2 separate regions of the Homo sapiens genome follow, and region 1 is linked to region 2. Evidence: read pairs that join two places in POLR2A ChIA-PET (ENCODE). Cell type or tissue: Panc1. All regions are shown on one strand. Links, peaks and the distances in the headings refer to the core of each region. The heading gives the core; the rest is flanking DNA.

Region 1 (5,388 bases), core at 270-5,269, 1.5 Mb before region 2:
CAGGGTCTGATGGGCGAGGACAGGCTGGAACAAATGGAACCGGAAGAACAAGAGAATCACAGCACTGGCTTCATGGTCAAAGTCGTGTTGGGGGCAGAAGGGAATCTCCAGTGCCTGGAGGGGTGGGGGCTTTGAAGGAGCTGATATTTCAGGCTGGTCAGGTAGGCTGGGATGGGATGTTAAAAAGTTTTAAAATGGGAAGAAACCAACCTGGTCTATCGAGGACATGGATGCCGACATGTCCGGTGGACAGGAGTGGGCTCAGGCTAGAGGCTGTTGCCACCATTAGACTCAGAGTTGAGGGGTGAAGGCACAGACGCAGACCCAGGTGGAGTTGACAGGGCTCAGTGGCTCACCAGACAGGAGAGAGGAAAGAGGACCTGGACATCAGACGGCCAAGGTTGGGGTGGGCATGGGGAGCGCCGCGCTCACCACCACCACCACCGACACCATTGCTGAGGGTTTTGTGTGGGAGAATGACAGAAATGTTCACAGATCATTTCATCTTTGTGACAAAATTAAGACAGACCATAGTATCTTAATCTTCCACATGAGAAAACGGAAACTTGAAGTTAAATACTTTGCCCAAATTCACGTAACTCAGGGTTTTTCACCCAAACCTGCCTGATCTGAAAGTGCGTGCTCTGAATGGGGCATAAACACAACCTGCAGAAGGCAGGCTTTGGGGCGCCGGGGGGCGATTGTGAGGCTGAGTTTTGTGGAGATGGCGGCAGGATGAGGTCAGAGAGGGGCTGGGCTCCTGAGATGCCTGCGGTGCGCGCTGGGTGGCAGGGCATGCTCCCCACTGGCAGCTGCCCTGTCCGTGGCAGAGCTCCAGGAAGAGTGCTTTAAATCTCACCACCTTCCCGGAAGCTGGAAGGAATTTGGTTCCAATCTTCCAGCAAGAAAAAGTAGCATTGCACCAACCAAAATTCTGGCATTTGAAATTAAAACCCATCTGTGACTAGAGCAAGCTGCTCACTGATGATGGTCACTCACATTTGCTGTTAGATCAGGCACTTTGGGATCAGATACAATTTATCTTTGGTATCTGACTTTCTTCAGAGACAGAATAATTTAAGAAAAGTAACTTGTAAAGATTTTTTTCTTCTGTTTCAACAAATAATGACCCATTCTCGTATCCTCTCTTGACAATCCAAAGTGGAAGACAATGTCGGGTTTAGCCCAGCAGTGCTAAAGGCTCGAGTCTGGAGTCACCTCATGTTGGACGCTTTGTCAGTGCTCGTCAGCATTGTCTGTAAGATGGCTTTCCTCTTGAGTACAATCCCAAATGATTAACTCAGAGCTTTGTGCCATACTTAACTTTGGTTTTCTTCAGCAAACAACATATGGTTTGGTTGTGTCCCCACCCATATCTCATCTTGAATTGTAGCTCCCATAATTCCCTTCCCGTGGAAGGGAACTGGTGGGAGGTAATTGAATCACAGGGGCGGTTTTCTCCACACTATTCTCATGATAGTGAATAAGTCTCATGAGATCTGATGGTTTTATAAGGGCAGCCCCTTTTGCTTGGTTCTCATTTTCTGTCTTGTCTGCTGCCATGTAAGACCTGGCTTTCACCTTCCACCATGACCGTGAGGCCTCCACAGCCATATGGAACTGCGAGTTCATTAAACCTCTTTCCTTTATAAATTACCCAGTCATGGGTATGTCTTTATTAGCAGCATGAGAACAGACTAATACAATAAATCCGTACCAGTAGTGTGGGGTGCTGCTGCACAGATACCCAAAAATGTGGAAGTGACTTTGGAACTGGGTAACAGGCAGCGGTTGGAACAGTTTGGAGGGCTCAGAAGAAGACAGGAAGATGTGGGAAAGTTTGGAACTTCCTAGAGACTTATTGGATGGCTTTGACCAAATGCTGATCGTGGTATGGACAATGAAGTCCAGGCTGAGCTGGTCTCAGACGGAGATGAGCAACATGTTGGGAACTGGAGTGAAGGTGACTCTTGCAATGTTTTAGCAAAGAGACTGGCGGCATTTTGCCCCTCCCCTAGAGATTTGTGAGACTTTGAACTTGAGGGAGATGATTTAGGGTATCTGGAATGTCGAAACACAATGAAATATCAAAAACCCAGTGAAACAAATAAAACTTAGCCCATTAGCCATGTTTTGATTTTGCCAGTGCTGTTTCATTGCTGTGTGGGCTGTCGTAAGTTCAGGGCCAGTTTTTCAGCTGTTTCCTATAATCTGTTAATAGCTCAATGTGTGTAAGCCGTGGCAGGGCATTGAGACGATGCAGATTTCAGTGAGCTTAGGGATAAGAAAAATCGTATATCTATTATACACATATATATATATATATTTACTATTCTATGCCAGTTTTTCACTATCAGCATTCACATAGTTAAAAACAGGTTATGATTTTTATGAAGCTTTTCCTTTGGCAATGATGGTTCTCATACTATTGGGGGGTGGGGGGGCTGGCACCTCTCCTTGCAATGCTTCCATAACTGCCCTGATTAAGTTTGTGCTGATCTCACCCACGAGACTGCATTTTCTTTCAGGGAAAGGGATGTTTCCTTCTTTCTTTTTTCTTTTTTTTTTTTTTTTGAGATGGAGCTCTGCTCTTGTTGCCCAAGCTGGAGTGCAATGGTGTGATCTTGGCTCATGGCAACCTCCACCTCCTGGGTTCAAGCAATTCTCCTGCCTCAGCCTCCTGAGTAGCTGGGATTACAGACATGCGCCACCATGCCGAGTTAATTTTTTATTTTTAGTAGAGACGGGGTTTCTCCACGTTGATCAGGCTGGTCTTGAACTCCCAACCTCAGGTGATCCGCCCTCCTCGGCCTCCCAAAGTGCTGGGATTACAGGCGTGAGTCAACATGCCCAGCCGGAAAGGGCTATTTCTTGACAATTATTGTGTCCCCAGATTTCAGCAAAAAATGACTGCTGCATAGTAGGTCCTCAGTAAATAACTATGGAATGACTTCAGAATCCTGGCTATTTAAACTCAAGAAACAGGCACCGATGCCCCCGGGTGTGAGGCCCGCGTCGTGCCCTCTGCAGGGTACCAGTGGCAGCCACTCAGGGGAGTCCGTGCTGCTTGTGATTTAAGCAGGATGTGTCTGGAGTGATGGTCAGGACTCCAAACTTACCCCATGGTGTCTCATGGAGCATGACGCCCAGAGCAGGTGGCCCTGCAGGGTGCAGGTGCTTATGGTTAGTGGGCCGCAGCCATCTTCCTTACGATGTTACACTAATGTGCTGCTCCGCTTCCACCACGGCTGAGGACCTGTAGAATTTTTTAGTAAGAACTTGAGAAATTTCAAAGAGTACTCTGACTGGACTTTTCATGGAGCTATAATTTTGAGAAAAAAAAAAGCTCTAATGAGAAAGATGCTTATTATAATCTTTAGATAATTTGTACCAATGTTCATCCAACAGCCAGGATACTTAGTAATTATCTTCATTTAAGATTCTGATTTAAAGTAACTTACCAATTTCAAAAATTCCAAAATGGGCACTGGACGGATGGTACAAAGTGTTGGTCAACTTTTGGGATACCTTAGCCAACTTCTTTAAACAGGAATGGCTACATCATATGATCACAATACTTTAATGGTGGTGGTTATCTATAAGGTGAGGTACAGGAGGGACTTTAGAAAGAAGTTAGCTCCAAGTCATTTATTTTTATAAAGAAGGAAATTAGCTTGAAAATTCTGATCCAGGGAAGTATGAGATATCCCTGAAAGAAAAACGAAGCCTCACATTCTCCTTAAAGGTTCTTGCGGAAAGGAAATATTCCAGGTTTATTTTGTAGCTCCTAGCTCAGAGGTTCTCTGTTGTTAGGATCATAGGGATATATGAGAAACAAGTTAAGAATGTGTGTTCCCAGCCCCATCCTGGTGTCAATTCAGGAGACCCAGGGCAGGGACCAGCAGCCTTGTTCTTAAGTATCCACAGTGACTGTTGCGGGCAGTTTGGTTGTGCGGACAGTGCTTGCTGGTCCGGTCGCCCAGTGTCAGTGAAGGCTCCTTGGGGGCTCTGTATGGGAGTTCTCCCTGTGGGCTCCATGCTGGGACATGCTGGGGTGTTGACATGCCCCATATGGGTCCCGAGGAAGTTCAGTGGTTGGTGCCTGGCTCCGGAGTGTGCCTATTTCCCACTCCTGGTTCAAACGGACCTGTCTTCCTTGAAGCTGTTTGCTCCATGTGTCTTTCAAGACCTCTTTCCTCTGTCTACTGATCAACTGATCCATCACCCTTGTCTGTCTGCCTATCTCTATCTATCTATCTATCTATCTATCTATCTATCTATCTATCTATCATCTATCTATCTATCTATCTATCTATCATCTATCTGTCTACCACTGATTTCTTGATCTGTCCTTTTGGATATGCATTAAATGCTGCATGCATATGCTTAAAGCTTGTGGTGAGGAAGTTAAACCTGCACAGGATGAGGGTGACCAGTGAAGCAGAAAGCATGGCTCAGATTCAATGAATCAAGTCCTGGCTCTCTGGCTTTGGAATGATTCTTTTGTTCTGGAGTGCATTGGTGCAACCTTGGCTCACCGCAGCCTCAACTTCCCGGGATTAAGCCATCCTCAGCCTCCTGAGTAGATGGGACCACAGGCATACGCCACTAATTTTTAATTTTTTTGTAGATATAGGGTCTCGCTATGTTGCCAGGCTCCTGGGCTCAAGCGATTCTCCTACCTTGGTCTCCCAAAGTGTTGGGATTATAGGCGTGAGCCACGATACCTGGCCTGGAATGAGTCTTAGTTCCTCTCAGCCACAGTTCTTCATGTGCAAGGGGAGTGATGATATCTGCTTCTCATAAGGTTAAATATAATACATATAACACTGAGATTGATTGGGCCAATTTTGGAGCCAGTTAAGTATGGAACTAGAAAACAATATTGATCCATAATTCATACTTTATACCAAAATAAATTCCAGATGGACAAAAAAATTAAGTGTAAAAAATGGACCATGAAAGTACTAGAAGAAACTATCGGGGGTATTAAAAAATATTCTTAGATATAGAAAGATCTTAAATTATGACATAAACATTTAGAAACTAGTTGGTAAATTCAGCTATATAACTTTTCTTCATTTCTTAGCCAAAAGACAAATAACAAACTGGCAAAAATATTTATAATTCACATAACAGGAAAACAGCTAATTCCCTTATATATAAAGAGCCCTTACAAATCAAGAAGAAAAGATCTACAATGTAATGGAATGAAGGGCATAAGACATAAACTGCCTGAAAAAATACAAATGGCTCTCAGACACATGAAAAGATACTCAGTTTCATTCTGAGTAAGAGAAAGTCACATGAAAGGAACACTGAGCTGTCACTTTGTACTCACGGGATGGGCAAAGGTCTAAAAGCTTGGTAACACACTGCTGAAGAGAT
Region 2 (5,388 bases), core at 94-5,093:
TAGTAACTTAGAAGCAAATGCAATCCTGTGTTATAGAAAACGATGATTTGTTCAAAAATGTTTGTCAAACAAATGCTTATTGATCAACCACAGTAAGTTAGGCTTATTACTGTAATCCAAGAATGGTTTGTTTAATAACTAGAAACAGTTTAATCTAATTCATTACATCAATAAAAATAATATAATGACTAAGATTTTTTAAAGGTTGTAGTAAAAATAAATCTCCATTTCTTATTTTAAAAGACCTAATAACATTCCTTAGCATGATAAAGAACATATGTAAGAGCAAGAGACATTATACTACATAGCCAAACACAAGATATTCTCATTGAAATCAGAAATGTACCACAAGCAGTATTACCAAACATTATTTTGTGTGTTATTACACAGAAAAATAACATAACACAAATTTTCACCATCAAATTTACCAGGAAAGAAAAAAACCAAATTTGTCAGTAATTTAGATAAATAGGAGCTCTAAAATTGCTAGGAGAGCAAAATGGAGCAAGTGTTCTGGAAGTCAAATTGTCAAAATATACCAAAAGTTATACGATTACTCCTTTTTAGCACAGCAATTACAATTACAGCAATTAATTCTAAGGATAAAAGTCAATAATACACACAAAGATTTATTATTAAGCATGTTTATCTGTTCCTGTCTTAGTTTGCAAAGGATAATGGCCTCCAGCTCCATCGATGTCCCTGCAAAGGACATGATCTTGTTCTTTTTAATGGCTGCATAGTATTTCATGGTGTATATGTACCACATTTTCTTTATCCAGTCTATCATTGACAGCATTTTCTTTGCTATTGTGAATAGTGCTGCAATGAACATAGCACGTACATGTGTCTTTGTAATGGAACAATTTATATTCCTCTGGGTATATACCCAGTAATGAGATTGCTGGGTTGAACAGTATTTCTGTCTTTAGGTCTTTGGGGAATTGCCACATGGTCTTCCACAATGGTTTAACTAATTTACACTCCCACCAACAGTGTATAAGCATTTTTTTCTCTATAGCCTCACCAGCAAATAACGCATGTTCTCACGTATAAGTGAGAGCTAAGTGATGAGAACGCATGGACACACAGAAGGGAGCAACACACACTGGGGCCCATAGGAGGGTGGAGGGTGGGAGGAGTGAGAAGATCAGGAAAAATAATGAATAGGTACTAGGCTTAACACCTGGGTAATGAAATAATCTGTACAACAAACCCCCATGACACAAGTTTACCTATATAACAAACCCATGCATGTACCCCTGAACTTAAAAGTTAAAAAAAAGAAAACAACAACAACAATAAAAACTCTTGCTCTAAAAAAAAAAAAAAAAGGCTAGGTGCAGTGGCTCACACCTGTAATCCCAACACTTTGGGAGGCCGAGGCAGGTGGATCACAAGGTTAGGAAATCGAGACCAGCCTGGCGAACATGGTGAAACCCCATCGCTACTAAAAACACAAAAAATTAGCCGGGCATGGTGGCACGCACCTGTAGTCCCAGCTACTCAGGAGGCTGAGGCAGGAGAATTGCTTGAACCTGGGAGGCGGAGGTTGCAGTGAGCCGAGATTGCACCACTGCACTCCAGCCTGGGCAACAGAGCCAGACTCTGTCTCAAAAAAAAAAAAAATAATGTTTATCAAAGATCTAATTAGTATGGTGAAAATTACAAACTAATCCATTTATTTGCTGTGAATTTTTTAAAGAGCAGTTTAATAAAATGGAATACGGTTTAGTCTTTTTAAGGTCTGAAATAAATATCCTCAATATTATGTGAAAAAAAATAAGATACAAAAGCAAGTGAGTAATGAAATTAACAAATAAGAAGGAAATTTTAAGGTGGTATGGGAATTCTAAGGCAGAATTTACAACTTTATACCTATCATGCTGAAAAAATAGAGGTAATAGGAAAATGCAGTTTTCCAGCCTTTCTTTACTTGGAAAGAGAGGGAACATATGAGCAAGCACATCACAACAAGGAGAAAATGAAATGCTCTGTGCACACTCTGCATGACGCTAAAACATCAGACAAGGTATCATGCTCACAGGGAACTCACCATTTTTTTTTTCTTTTATAATTTAAACTCTTTTGGAGCAAAGAGAAATACAAAACTTCCTGAAATACTTCTACCAGATAAAGGAAGGCAAAAATGACCTCTGGACAAAAAAAGAAGACAATTAATGAAACACTCTCATTGCCATTAGTAGAATATAGCAAGAAGTTAAGAGAAAAGCTACAATACACTGGAAAGGAGAAGAAAACTGTCATTTTTATGTATATGGAGTTATTGTCTAAAGTTTTAGAGGAAAACACTAAATATTTATAAAAATTAAAGACTTCATAATGTTAGTTCAGCATAAGGTTAACATAAAAAATAAATAACTTTCCTATGAGTTAATCAAAGATTAAGTAGATGCTTCCTGTTTATACAAAGTATATAGACAGGTTGTGTAAACAGACAATAGGCAGCAATGAAGACCAAAGTTGTAAATACGCTGTAGTAATTATCCCAAATTTAATCTATAACCTCAACACAGATCCAATCAAATTTTGTTGCAATTACAGCTCCAAACTTCTTCTGGAAGACAACATTGCAAAAAAAAAAAAAAAGGCGGGGGGAGGGGGGGGTGGATCTAAGAGAATGCTATAAACAACTGTGTGACAAGAAATTAGATGACTCATATGAAATGAAGAAATTCCTACAAAGGCAAAAACCACCAAATCTGACTCAGGGAGAAACAGAAAATCTGATTAGACCTATAACAAAGAGAGAGTAATTAAGTTTATTAGTAATTACATTTAATAATTAAAACTACCCACAAAGAAAATCCCAGTCCTGAATTTTTGAATTCTCCCAAAATATGAAAAGAAATAATAACAATTCTTCACAAATTATTTCCAAAATAGAAAAGGAAGAAATCCTGCCAGCTCATTTTATGACACCTGTATGACTGTGTGGAAAAGAGTTAACATTTCAGGCCTGACTGCTGTGGTTGGAAAGACCCGCTTACTGGGTTGGTTCTTGTCTGGCATCTGGGAACTTGGGTTTGGGGAGGGTCCCCACCGCTATTAACGGACGAAGGTGGTGTTCACTGTACCTAAACTGCTTCTGCAAACAACATGATGTATGCTAAACACCTGCTTTTGAGTCTGGAATTTCAGTCCATGCCAGGCAGAGGCTGCCCCCATGATCAGCCCAGGTAAAAACCTAGGCACTGAGTCTCTAAGGACTTCCTGGAAGGCCTGCTAACATGTAGATTGCTGGGCCACCCCCAGAGGCTCTGATTCAGCAGGTTGGGGTTGTCGGGGTGGGGGAGCACTTCAGCAGATTCGCAATGGGCATTTCTAGTGTGTTTCTGGGGGATTGTGACGCTGCTGGTCCAGGGACCAAACTTGTAGAGCCAATGATCAAAGGAGCTATTTTACCTCATTCCTTTTTTAAGAGAGTTAATTTCTTGAATATCCCTTTCCATTTTATTCCATCTGACCACAGCTTACACAATTGAATCGGTTTGTTAAATCTAACTACCACAAAGAAATTCTTAAGAAGAAACAATGACCTAGTAATTATGAAGTTATTTTAATGTTATTTAATATCTAGGATATTAGCCAATATCTAATATGTTCTAACATATTCTAAGTATGACTATATGACTCCACAATTATCCCAAGTGTAATGTTTTTAAGATAAAATTGTAATTGTTATAACTGGGATAGGTCAAAGTGTATAATACAATTAAAATTAAATTTCATTACATACCTTCTAAATGACATTTGCAATATTAAACATATCTGACTCTCTAACAATACTCTGATTCCTTTGACGTCACAGTGCTGTTTGCTCATGCTAGGTAAGGGGAGGAAAGCTAAATCCAGACACTGCCACCCATCTGCTGTGCTGGCAACACGCCTTCTAACCAAAGCAACTAACGCTTCTGCAATAGCTTTGAGAAGTACTACCACTAAAGGGGAATATTCAATTTGTCCCCTTCTAAGGTGAGCATATAAATAATCTGAAGATATTTCTACCTCTGATAAATTAAGATTTGTTTCTTCAGCCTTTCACCATGGTCTAACCCTAATAAACTGTGGCACTGGACTTATCTACAAATCCTTGCAAAGTAATGCCTGCCCAGAAGTAGCTGTAAGTAATGCTATCTCAGGGACACTAAAAGCCAACTCCAACGTTACAGAGACTGAAGATTTTGTTACAGACCTAATATTTTATTATAGATTGTCCATGGTAAATATACATAATTGATTAATACACTTTGAATTGGTTTTTAAAAATGATGTGCAAACCATTTTCAAAGAAACTCTGTTTCATTACTTTCAAATATGGCTCTAAATTTATTTTCTCGTTTCCAGTTTTATCCCCTTTCTAATTCAATTCCTCCCCCAAGGTAAGAGTGATTTTCCTAAAAACATAGAACATTCTCTTGCATTAAGCCTTCTTGTCCTCAAGATGAAGTTCATCTTAGTCCCCAGGCCTCAACTTTCAGCTTGCCTCCATCAACCTTAACCCCCAGACATACCCCACACAAACAGCGCTGATGTGCCATATTTTTCTTTCTGTTTTTCCAACTTATCATACACTTTTTAACCTTCCAGATTTTGCATAGACTGTGTCCTTGCCTTACTCATTTCCAGTGATCCTTCAAATCTTGGTTTATAAGACATGACTTCAGGAAGCATTCTCTTAGCCTGGGTCTGAGTTAAGTACTCAAATCATATTCTTCCATACCATCTCTACTTTTTCCATCAAAGAACCTACGACACTGGATTTCCGGCATATTTGTTGAAATGCTCCTCTAGATTGAGAATAAGACATTTCTAAACTTATTTACTGCTTTGTTCAGTGTCTAACAGAATATCTGGCACTCTAAGTGCTCATTGACTATATGCTGGATGGATGGATGGATGGATGGATGGATTGGGTGAGTGGTGGGTGGAAGGATGATAGATGAATGGATAAATGGATATATGGATGGATTTGCAGATGAATAAATGGATATGCAGATGGATGGATGGATGGATGGACGGATGGAATGCATGGATGGGTGGATAGATGGGTGGGTGGTGGGTGGGTGGATGATGGGTGAATGGATAAATGGATATGTGGATGGATTTGCAGATAAATAAATGGATATGCAGAAGGATGGATGGATGGATGGATGGATGGATGGATGGATGAATGGATGGATGGAATGCATGGATGGGTGGATGGATAGGTGGGTGGTGGGTGGGTGGGTGTATGACAGATGAATGAATAAATGAATATGTGGATGGATTTGCAGATGAATAAATATGCAGATGGTGGATGCATTGATGGATGGATGAAATTCAAGTATATGAAGAATCTGCAAAATGTTACAGCATCCTACAAAG

What was found. ChIA-PET counts read pairs that join two places held together with the same protein. Peaks named below come from ENCODE experiments on the same cell type or tissue, not always from the same donor. Only the 100,000 strongest peaks of a DNase experiment are listed, where the experiment ranks them.
Region 1: POLR2A ChIA-PET joins it to region 2 with 5 read pairs; 2 of 35 experiments call an interaction of 5 or more read pairs at or near these places.

Annotation. Positions count from the first base shown.
Region 1 is chr18:78,692,254-78,697,641 of GRCh38, reverse strand. No RefSeq gene overlaps it. Among named protein-coding and RNA genes, the nearest start is that of LINC01896, 280 kb to the left of the region's middle. In Panc1, for the core only: no CTCF peak of the experiment used is centred there; no DNase peak of the experiment used is centred there; H3K27me3 peaks cover 1,206 bases.
Region 2 is chr18:77,221,156-77,226,543 of GRCh38, reverse strand. No RefSeq gene overlaps it. Among named protein-coding and RNA genes, the nearest start is that of GALR1, 26 kb to the left of the region's middle. In Panc1, for the core only: no CTCF peak of the experiment used is centred there; DNase peaks (open chromatin) are centred at 2,485 and 2,713.